3 separate regions of the Homo sapiens genome follow, and regions 1 and 2 are each linked to region 3. The links are chromatin contacts, found by Hi-C or POLR2A ChIA-PET in ENCODE. All regions are on one chromosome and are shown on one strand. Each heading gives the region's core, a stretch centred on a gene start or an enhancer-like site at or near the end of the contact. The rest is flanking DNA. Distances are from core to core; before and after follow the strand shown. Region 1 has its middle 64 kb from the start of WDR26. Region 2 overlaps CNIH4 (cornichon family member 4). Region 3 holds the start of CAPN2 (calpain 2).

Region 1 (3,002 bases), core at 118-2,617, 790 kb after region 3:
ATAGCTGAAAGGGGGAAGCAACTCAAGTGTTCTTTGATGGATGAATGGATAAACAAAATGTGGTATATCCATACAATGGAATATTATGCAGCCATAAAAAGGAATGAAGTACTATTATATGCTACAACATGGATGACTCTTGAAAACATGCAGTGAAAGAAGCCAGTCACAAAAAAACTACATTTTATGATTCCATTAATATGAAATGTTCAAATAGGCAAATCTATAGAGACAGAAAGTAGAGGAGTGGTTGTCAGGGAGAGAGGCATAGGGAGGAATTGGGAGTGACTGCTAATAGGTACAAGATTTCTTCCTGGGGTGATGAAAATGTTCTAGAATTAGCTAGTGGTGATGTTTGCACAACATAGTGAATATACTAAAAACCACTGAACTGTATACTTTAACAAATGATAGATTTTATGTTTACTTTAAAAAATGATAGATTTTATGTTATGTGAATGATATGTTGATTTTTAAAGTCTAGGAATTAATCAATTATACTGTGATGGAATATGATATTTTAAGTCAGAAATTTACTTGTGGCATCATCTTCACTGTTCATCTGTAGAATCAGGAGAAGTGATGTTTCCTAGGTTGCTGTGAAGATTAGATAAGATAATGCATATGACAGACTTAGCTGCAAGAATATGGGTTGGGAACCCTTTGTTGTTATAGATGCATTTCTAAAGCAACTTTTTTTATGTGTTGCTGTTTGTTGGAGCCCTCCAGGAGGATCTTGGCACTGAGAGAAATCCCTAAACTAGAGTCATGGCTGAAGAGTGCTGAACACTTCCTGCACTGCTGGCTGTATGGTGGTCAGATGCTCCTGACTATGACCCTGCAGTGAAGCCCGGATCTGGGCAAAACTGAGAAGTAGTTGACACTTGCATCTCTTTCCTGACTGTCTTTTCTGGCCTGGTAGTCTTTTGGGTTATAATTCAGCATCTCTTCCATCTGCATGTCTCAAGTGATTAGTATTTTCCAAAGTGAGCTCATCACATTAATCATATTAGGGTATGAGCAGCCCTTTTAAGCTGTATTTGTATCTTACAGGAAGACCAGAAAAGCTCAGAAGGAGGAAGAATCTTCAGGCACTGTGCAAAGGGAGGGCAGGGAGAGGGGGAAGTTATTCTGCAGCAGCAGTGCCTTCCTGGGCATCCTGAAACCACCCTGATTCAGGGCCCATCTGGCCTCCTCATCTCAAGGCCAGTCTTGCTTGGCCTGTGCTCACTGCTGCCACTGCAATGCCATCTGGAAGAGAAAATCAGGACAATGGCTTCAGTTTCTTGCTCTCTTAGGATTAGGCTAACATGGAGGCCCCAGCAGCCCCAGCAAAAGCAGCAGTGATGGTGGTGGCGGTAGGGGTGTCATTAGCAACACTAATGAATCACTGCTGGGCCCGGTTCTCTTCTCTGACTCAGCTTGAAACTTCTTTCAGTTAACAGGAAGCCAGTAACCAGTAAAGTCAAAAGCTTATATGCAACTCTCTGGATTGGAAACCACTGGGGTGTTTTTTAAGCTTCTATTTCTAAAATAAGAAGGGAAACCAATGGACAGAAGCTTCCCTGTCTTCTTTGATGCAGATAAACTATGTTGGTAGAGGGTGATTGTGAGCTGGGGCCCTTGTTTCTTATGAAACTAAAAAATTCTACATGAGTTTACAAAAACAGGAAGCTGGCAGTGAAAGCTATTGGAATTATGTAAATGAAACAGTCAGTTTGGAATGCAGGTGGGAGTGTGCCTGTGGGAAAGAATGGAGAATGCATCAGAACACGGGCAGCCAGGTTACCATGCGCTGCTTCAGCACAGGGGAAGATGCGGGGGGCAAGGAACCTTCACTGCCCTGGCGTCATCAGCCCAGTGCTGCAACAGTGCAGCAGAAAGGGCAGCGGGGAAAGGCGACAGGAAGAGGAATCAAGACACTTACATTGCTCTAGGAGAGATTCGCATTTTTTTGTGGATCTGAGGATGGGAGCTCTGGGAGCTCTGGAGCCTCTTCCTGTCCGCAGGCACTGCAAAGCTTTAGCACACCAGTAGCTCCCCAGAGGGCTGGGAACCCATGCCAGGACTGGCACCCGCTCCGGGAAGGGGTGCTGGGAGTGCCATGATTTAGATCAGTGATTCACAAACTTTTGGTAGTGAAGACACTCCGTTAAAGCTTATTGTTTTGGGGTTGTATCCTACTCCCCGCCTTTTAAAAATGTTAGTTAAAAATTTAAATTAAAATGGACTTTGTTTTAAAATTAAAAATTTCCTGTTGTTTGAAGCTTCTATGACAACTGGGTAGCCTTCTGAGGTATTGTAATACAGTATTAGGATTTGGACTCTCTGCTGTATACACTAAGCTCTTAAGGGTGAAGGGCAGGCCATTGGTTCTGATAAGAAGAGAGGTTGCCATAGGTATCTCTGCTTTCTTACTCTTCCCCACTCCAGGCCATGTGGACATCTGGAGATATTTGATAAAATGTCCTTTACCAGCCGAGACTCATGACTAATCAATCGTTGTTTTTGTTGGTTTGCTTCTAATCCCTCTCCCTTCCAGTCTATCTTTCATCCTGCCATCAATTTCCTAAAACAGATTTGATGTGCCACCTCCCTCCTCAACAGTTTTCAATGGGATTTCCTACTGCCTGCATAAAGTCTAATGCCTTAGAATGGGGCAAGGAAAGCCTTTCATGATTTAACCCTCTAATACCTTTCTAGTTTCAATTTTTTATAACTCTCTATTTCGGGTCATTTTTTGAACATCAAGAAACTGAAAAGCATAGCTCAACTGCCTTATACAATACACGCCGTTATTTGCTTCTGGGACAAAAGAAGTCTAGAGTCAGCTGACTGGGCACTGTGGCTCACACCTGTAATCCCAGCACTTTGGGAGGCTGAGGCAGGAGGATCGCTTGAGGCCAGGAGTTCAAGACCAGCCTGGGCAACATAGCGACATCCTATCTCTACCAAAAAAAAAAAAAGAAAAAAGAAAAGAAAAAGAAATCTAGTGTCAGAGT
Region 2 (3,171 bases), core at 635-3,134, 670 kb after region 3:
TTGGGATTACTGGTGTGAGCCACCACGCCCAGCTCAAAAACAATTTTTTTAGGGGCACTTCTACAAATCATGAAAGGGGGATAAAAGCACTGACTTTAAAAAGCCATGTTTAAGATGCTATAAATGTTCTCCCCTTTTCATTGATTGGAGAGTTGTAGAGGACCTTAGAGATCATTTTGTCTAACTCCCTCATCCCAAAGATAAACTGAGGCCTAGAGATCGTTCAGGGTGTTGTAACTGGGAACATCTGAATGCTGAGGCCTAGAGATCGTTCAGGGTGTTGTAACTGGGAACATCTGAATGCTGAGGCCTAGAGATCGTTCAGGGTGTTGTAACTGGGAACATCTGAATGCTGAGGCCTAGAGATCGTTCAGGGTGTTGTAACTGGGAACATCTGAATGCTGAGGCCTAGAGATCGTTCAGGGTGTTGTAACTGGGAACATCTGAATGCTGAGGCCTAGAGATCGTTCAGGGTGTTGTAACTGGGAACATCTGAATGCTGAGGCCTAGAGATCGTTCAGGGTGTTGTAACTGGGAACATCTGAATGCTGAGGCCTAGAGATCGTTCAGGGTGTTGTAACTGGGAACATCTGAATGCTGAGGCTTAGTCCAGTGTTCTCTCTCCCTTACCACTCCTCTTCCCCTTCCCTCTATAATGGCAGTACCCAGGGCCCGGTCCATAGACTACTATCGAGTGCTCCTATGTGCATCTTAGTACGTATCATTTTCCCTTGCCTTTTTCCTTCTATCCTTTCAGTGGTAGCAACTGCCCTTGCTAATCACCGTAACCTCGGCTGAGAAAGAAGAGGAAGCGAAATCCAAGATGCAGCTCAGTTCATCAAAGCCTAGCAGGTCCCCTCAGCTGCCTTTTCATGCCTGCCACAGACTACAGTAGGACAAAACCTGACCTGGTCTTTGAAGTTAAGAGCTAAGAAAGCTTCCTATAGTAGTATCTCCCATGGCACTTACCACATTCTATCTGGTATTACAGTTATTTGTATGCAATTAATCACTCTTAGATTGTATGTTCCTGGAGGGCAGAATATGCCCATTCATATTTGTATCTTCTTCCTTCTGCTCTTGGCACCTAACACAGTGCCTTGCACACAAACAATAAATGATTGTTGAGTGAATAAGTAAACCTGATTGTGGTGTTCTATTGCTTTTTCAGCAAGAAGTCAAACTGATGGCCTTTAAGTCAGAGAAGCAGCAATGGAGCAACATAATCAAAGTTGACCATCTTTGTTTTCAAGACAGTCACATTATGAAATATTCTGACATGCTAGGCTAGGAAATGGCTATAACTGGTTCACTTGAGACTGGAGAAATCAGCTTTGCTAACAGGTAATACTTTGTCAAGTAGTGAGAAATATTATATACTAGGTATAATTAGTTGTCCCCAAAATCTAAATAAACTTGTTCTAATATATGGAAAAGGGCAGCAAGATAGAGAAGGTAAGTTTGAAATTCTACAATATCTGGATCTTTGTCACCTGAGTTTATGTACTTTAAACCAAATATACTATTTTACTATGTAGTATAGCAAAGATTGAAATATTCTTGGTAAATGAAGCCTTTTGGATCTAAGCCATATTTTTCAGGAATTTTTGAAAAGGTAACTTTTTTTTGCTTCAGTTAAATACAGTCTAATGACTGAAGGTCATTCAAAGCTTTCGGGTTATCATTCTTCACTACAGTAATCACAATAATGGTCTGGACATGCTGAAGGGACTGTTCACTGAGCTAACTTGGTTCTGAGCTCAGGTGCTCTTTAATAAGTTCTTGGGTAAAGGCTGCTTTTATTTTTAATTGCTTCCCTCTGAAGCTGGGTGGAGAAGAGTGAGTGGGTGGGTGGTCGGAATCAGCAGGCTGAGAGAGAACTCAGTGGTTTGCCTGTGGCTTCCTCTGCTGTATATTTGGTTTGCTACATCCGTTATGGAGCAATCTTGGTTTCATCTATATCAGTTCCCATTAAACGTTAGCACCTAGTTAGAATGTGAGTTAGTTGAACATACACTTTAATTCCTGTTTTCTAGATCTTATTTCACAGGTTGGATGCAAACTGGGTGAGAATTGAACCTCTCGTGTTGCTTAATTAAAAGTAACACATTTGACTGCCACTGGTATCTATCAGAAAGAGACCTGTGGAGCAGGTTGAATCCTCTGGGGTAGCTTTATATAAATTTGCCAACTTTCTGGGACAGAGTAATAGGATTTACCCGTGTTAGTTGGTAATTTTCTATTTTACCAGGTACAATAATCAACTTACGGTCATACTTGCTGATTCAAACAGCAGAGAAAAAAAATAAACTTACAGTCATTCTTCTTTTATCCATTACCTACCACCTTCTTTGCCCTCCACTGCCCTCCATTTTGAAGCAAATCCCAGACCTTGTTACATCTGTCATATTTTAGTATGTTTCTCTGTAAGATAAGGGTTCTTAAAACACATGCGACTAGAGGAGCAGTGTCACACAAACTGGCAATTCCTTAGAATTAAGTATCTAGGCCAGGCACAGTGGCTCATGCCTGTAATCCCAGCACTTTGGAAAGACAAGGTGGGAGGATCACTTGAGGCCAGGAGGTCGAGACACCCCTAGGCAAAATAGTGAGACCCCATCTCTTAAAAAAAAATTAGCCGATATAGGCACCTATATAGTCCTAGCTACTTGGGAGGCTGACGTGGAGGGATGGCTTGAGCCCAGGAGTTCAAGGTTACAGAGAGCTATGATCACATCTCTGTACTCTAGCCTGGGTAACAGAGCAAGACCCTGTCTCTTGAAAAAAGATTAAAATTTGTTGTGGAGGTTTCCCTCTACAAAACTTGAGTCTGTTTTACAATTAGAGCAATCAGGCCGGGTGCGGTGGCTCATGCCTGTAATCCCAGCACTTTAGGAGGCCAAGGCAGGCAGATCACTTGAGGGCAGGGGTTCAAGACCACCCTGGCCAACATGGTGAAACTTCATCTCTACTAAAAATACAAAAATGGGGCACGGTGGCTCACGCCTGTAATCCCAGCACTTTGGGAGGCCGAGGCGGGTGGATCACAGGGTTAGGAATTCCAGACCAGCCTGACCAACATGGTGAAACCCCGTCTCTACTAAAAATACAAAAATTAGCCAGGCGTTATGGCGGGTGCCTGTAATCCCAGCTACTTGGGAGGCTGAGGCA
Region 3 (3,297 bases), core at 16-2,515:
GTAGAGAAGAAGAGGAGGTAATTTCTGCCCATCTGCATTTCTTGGCACGCACCCATGTCTCTGTGTGTGAGATGAGAATCACACCCTAGCTCCACAACAGAGTGGTCACAGTAGCCAACACAGGCAGTATTCTAAATGCTCTCTCCCTATAGTAACCCAACTAATCCTGCCAGTTAAATATGAGTTTCAGGTAAACAATGAATCATATTTTCTTTTAGAATAAGTATGTATGCCCATGCAATATTTGGGCCCTACATATACTTTAAAAGTATCTGTTGTTTATCTGAAATTCAAATTAAACATTTGGGAGGGTTGTTGTTTTATTGGCCAAATCATTTTATTTTATTTTATTTTTGATATGGAGTTTCGCTTTGTCACCCAGGCTGGAGCGCAGTGGCGCGATCTCGTCTCACTGCAACTTCTCCCTCCTGGGTTCAAGCGTTTCTCCTGTCTCAGCCTCCCGAGTAACTGAGATCACAGGTGCCTGCCACGACGTATTTTTAGTAGAGACGGAATTTCACCATGTTGACCAGGCTGGTCTCGAACTCCTGACCCCAGGTGATCCGCCTGCCTCCGGCCTCCCAAAGTGTTGGGATTACAGGTGTGAACTACCGCACCCAGCCTTATTGGCCAAATCTGACAACCCTATCTATAATCAAATAAACAGCTGAGCAGTAGTAATTGCAGCATTGTGATTGCAATAGGCCTCCGGTGGCTTAGAGTCCCTGTTCTGCCTGTGACTGTTGTGCCACATTGGGGACGTCATTTAGCGTCTCCGAGGCTCAGTTTTCTCATCTGTAAAATGGGGACAATATCAGCGCCTTCTTCAGAGTCGCTGGGAGGATTAAATGAGATGATGTATGCAGAGCCGTTAAGACGCTGTTTGGCACAAAGTTCAGGGCAGCTGGTTTAGTTTCCTCGACTTCACTACCTGACCCTCTGCTAACTCCCCGGGTGTTTTCCGGACGGCCACAACTATCCTAGCCTTCTTCCCTATGGGCTGCAAAGGTGGCCTCGGGTTCCGGTGGGAGCCCCAACTCTGGACCGCGATTCGCGAGCCTCCCCGGCGCCGGGCCGCGCCATCCCGGGAGCTGTCCGCAGATGGCAGCACCGGCCCCGGGTCGCGGCGTTCCCGGCGCTCGGCAGGCCGCAGGATGGCCTGGTCCCGGGCCGGGAGCCCAGCAGGCCGGGAGCGGCTGAGGCCACACCCCGCGGGCCGGGCCGCTTCCCTCCGGTGAATCATCGCTCGCAGCGGCGGCGCCCGCAGTGGCCGCAGCAGCGCGCCGGGCCCTGGCCGCGCCCCAGCCGAGCGCAGCGCGGAGTCGCCCCGACCTTTCTCTGCGCAGTACGGCCGCCGGGACCGCAGCATGGCGGGCATCGCGGCCAAGCTGGCGAAGGACCGGGAGGCGGCCGAGGGGCTGGGCTCCCACGACAGGGCCATCAAGTACCTCAACCAGGACTACGAGGCGCTGCGGAACGAGTGCCTGGAGGCCGGGACGCTCTTCCAGGACCCGTCCTTCCCGGCCATCCCCTCGGCCCTGGGCTTCAAGGAGTTGGGGCCCTACTCCAGCAAAACCCGGGGCATCGAGTGGAAGCGCCCCACGGTAGGAAGCGCGCGGCAGGACGCGGGCAGGGCGGGGTGCCGGGCAGGGCGGGGTGCAGGCCGGCCCGCGGCGCGCTGGGGCGGGGGGCAGCCCGGGTGCTGCAGTGGGGAAGCCGCAAGCCAGGACCTCGCAGTCCTGCGACACCTCCGCGCCGCCAGAGCCCGGGACTCTGTTCGAGCGTGGGGGGACTCCCGGGGCCTTCCCTCTCTTCCACCCACCACGCTTTCCTGGGCGGGTCGAGGCGAATCACTGCCCTCAGATCCCACTAGCAGGCCACTTTAGGACTTCACAAAAACTCAGGGTGATGCAGGAGGCCGGGGTGAAACTTTGATTGGACTCTAGCGGGGAGCTGGAAGGGAAGGGGAATCGGGTCTGCAGGGAAGGGACGGTGAGAGGCAGCATCTACCAGACAAAGTCCGTCTCCAACTGGGGTTCTGTCTGTTCATGGAGGGGGACAGGCCATAGCCTGGTCATTTTGTGACTAAGGATAGTCTCCTGCAGCCCTGGGGTTAGATTTATTTTTCCAAAGGGGAGCCAGCGATACCTCCTCATAACATTGACACTGGTAATTAACCCAGGACACGGAGGTGTCTCATGGTTTCCCTGGCGGGAATCACCCGGGAAACCTCCGGGAGCCCTCCAGACCCCCTTATCCCGTCCCCCAGGGTCTCTGACCTCCCGGCCCTGGGACAACTTGTGCTCCCCAATCTACTTGTCCATTCTGTTTCTTGGGGAACCCCTGAGGCTCCTCCTCCTTTGGGACACTTCCCCAGGCTTCCCCTACCACGCCTAGGAAAGCCTGCCCTGAAGTCCAACTTCTAGATTCCTGTTGTGAGAACAAGGCTTCCAGCTCTGCTTCCACACCCAGCAGCCTCCCAGGTCACCTTCTGTTACCCTAAATCCAGCCCATAGGTAGCAAGGGCTGCAGGAAGCGCCCTAGCCCAGACTCAGAGCACTTGGGTTCTTCTTCTTGCTAACCTGCTGGTGACCTTGAACGAGCCATTTAACCTCTCTGTGCCTCCATGTCTTCATCTAAAAGAAAACATGCTGCCTAAATATTTTCTCTCTTTTGTGGCCCACTAGGCCCTGCCGTCATGGCCTCCTTTCAGTCTCTCAAAGAGCCGGTTCTTTCCTGCATGAGGCCTTCTCACCAGCAAGGCACGCTGTTACCTGGAGTGTGGCTCACTCTCATTCTTCCCAACTTAGTCACATGTTCCCTTCCTAAAGAGGTCTTTTCTGACCCTTCTTAGCAGCCACCTCCCCACCTTGTTTTTCTCTGTCACCCCACTCATTTCCTTCATAGCATTGTCACAGTTTAGAATATAATCACATGTATTTGTTCTTCCTACTGAACTGCAGGAATCATGTGTATATTATTTACCAGTATATCCCCAGTGCCTGACACATAACCATGCCTTTCACAGTATTCATTCATTCATTCATTCATTCATTTACTCACTCATTTGACAACACTGATTGAGCACCTGTTACATGCCAGGCACTGTCCTGAGAGCTCAGGAGATACACCAGTGAACACAAAAGAAGTGACTGTTTGTAGAATATGGATGCAGGATTGTAATGTGCCTCAAATGAAATTATGGTTGTGAAAGTGATACGCTGACCTGACTCAGTGCCTCACACCTGTAATCCCAGCACTATGGGAGGCCAAGGTGGGAGGATCGCTTGAGCCAGG

Evidence for each region. Hi-C counts contacts between places; a loop is a spot of excess contacts on that map. ChIA-PET counts read pairs that join two places held with the same protein, here RNA polymerase II (POLR2A). Pooled maps may share reads with other maps.
Region 1: a map with no recorded cell type shows a loop between it and region 3 (5-fold over the local background). The contact joins the enhancer-like site here to the promoter of CAPN2 in region 3. A Hi-C loop is called at or near these places in 1 of 168 maps with a recorded cell type or tissue (mammary epithelial cell), 3 of 37 single-sample maps with no recorded cell type and 9 of 50 pooled maps. POLR2A ChIA-PET finds 5 or more read pairs at or near these places in 2 of 52 experiments (AG04450 and OCI-LY7).
Region 2: a loop to region 3 is called in a pooled map, with 2.8 times the contacts of the local background. The contact joins the enhancer-like site here to the promoter of CAPN2 in region 3. A Hi-C loop is called at or near these places in 7 of 50 pooled maps. POLR2A ChIA-PET finds 5 or more read pairs at or near these places in 2 of 52 experiments (A549 and HEK293).

The regions. Positions count from the first base shown.
Region 1 is chr1:224,496,949-224,499,950 of GRCh38, forward strand. It overlaps a transcript of CNIH3 not described here. Among named protein-coding and RNA genes, the nearest start is that of WDR26, 64 kb to the left of the region's middle. RefSeq lists enhancers at 857-1,386, 1,112-1,311, 1,387-1,918. Within about 2 kb of position 1,368, at least 30 of the 41 ENCODE cell types and tissues checked have a DNase peak (open chromatin) inside an H3K27ac peak, as active enhancers do; they include mammary epithelial cell, where a contact is called at or near this core.
Region 2 is chr1:224,378,312-224,381,482 of GRCh38, forward strand. It overlaps CNIH4 (cornichon family member 4), which reads left to right. Exons shown (of 5, transcript NM_014184.4): 5 at 1-1,141. Among named protein-coding and RNA genes, the nearest start is that of MIR4742, 18 kb to the right of the region's middle. Within about 2 kb of position 1,885, at least 5 of the 41 ENCODE cell types and tissues checked have a DNase peak (open chromatin) inside an H3K27ac peak, as active enhancers do.
Region 3 is chr1:223,711,274-223,714,570 of GRCh38, forward strand. CAPN2 (calpain 2) reads left to right here and starts at 1,266. Exons shown (of 21, transcript NM_001748.5): 1 at 1,266-1,604. The coding sequence starts at 1,368. RefSeq lists enhancers at 863-912, 952-1,903 and silencers at 1,013-1,402, 1,613-1,732.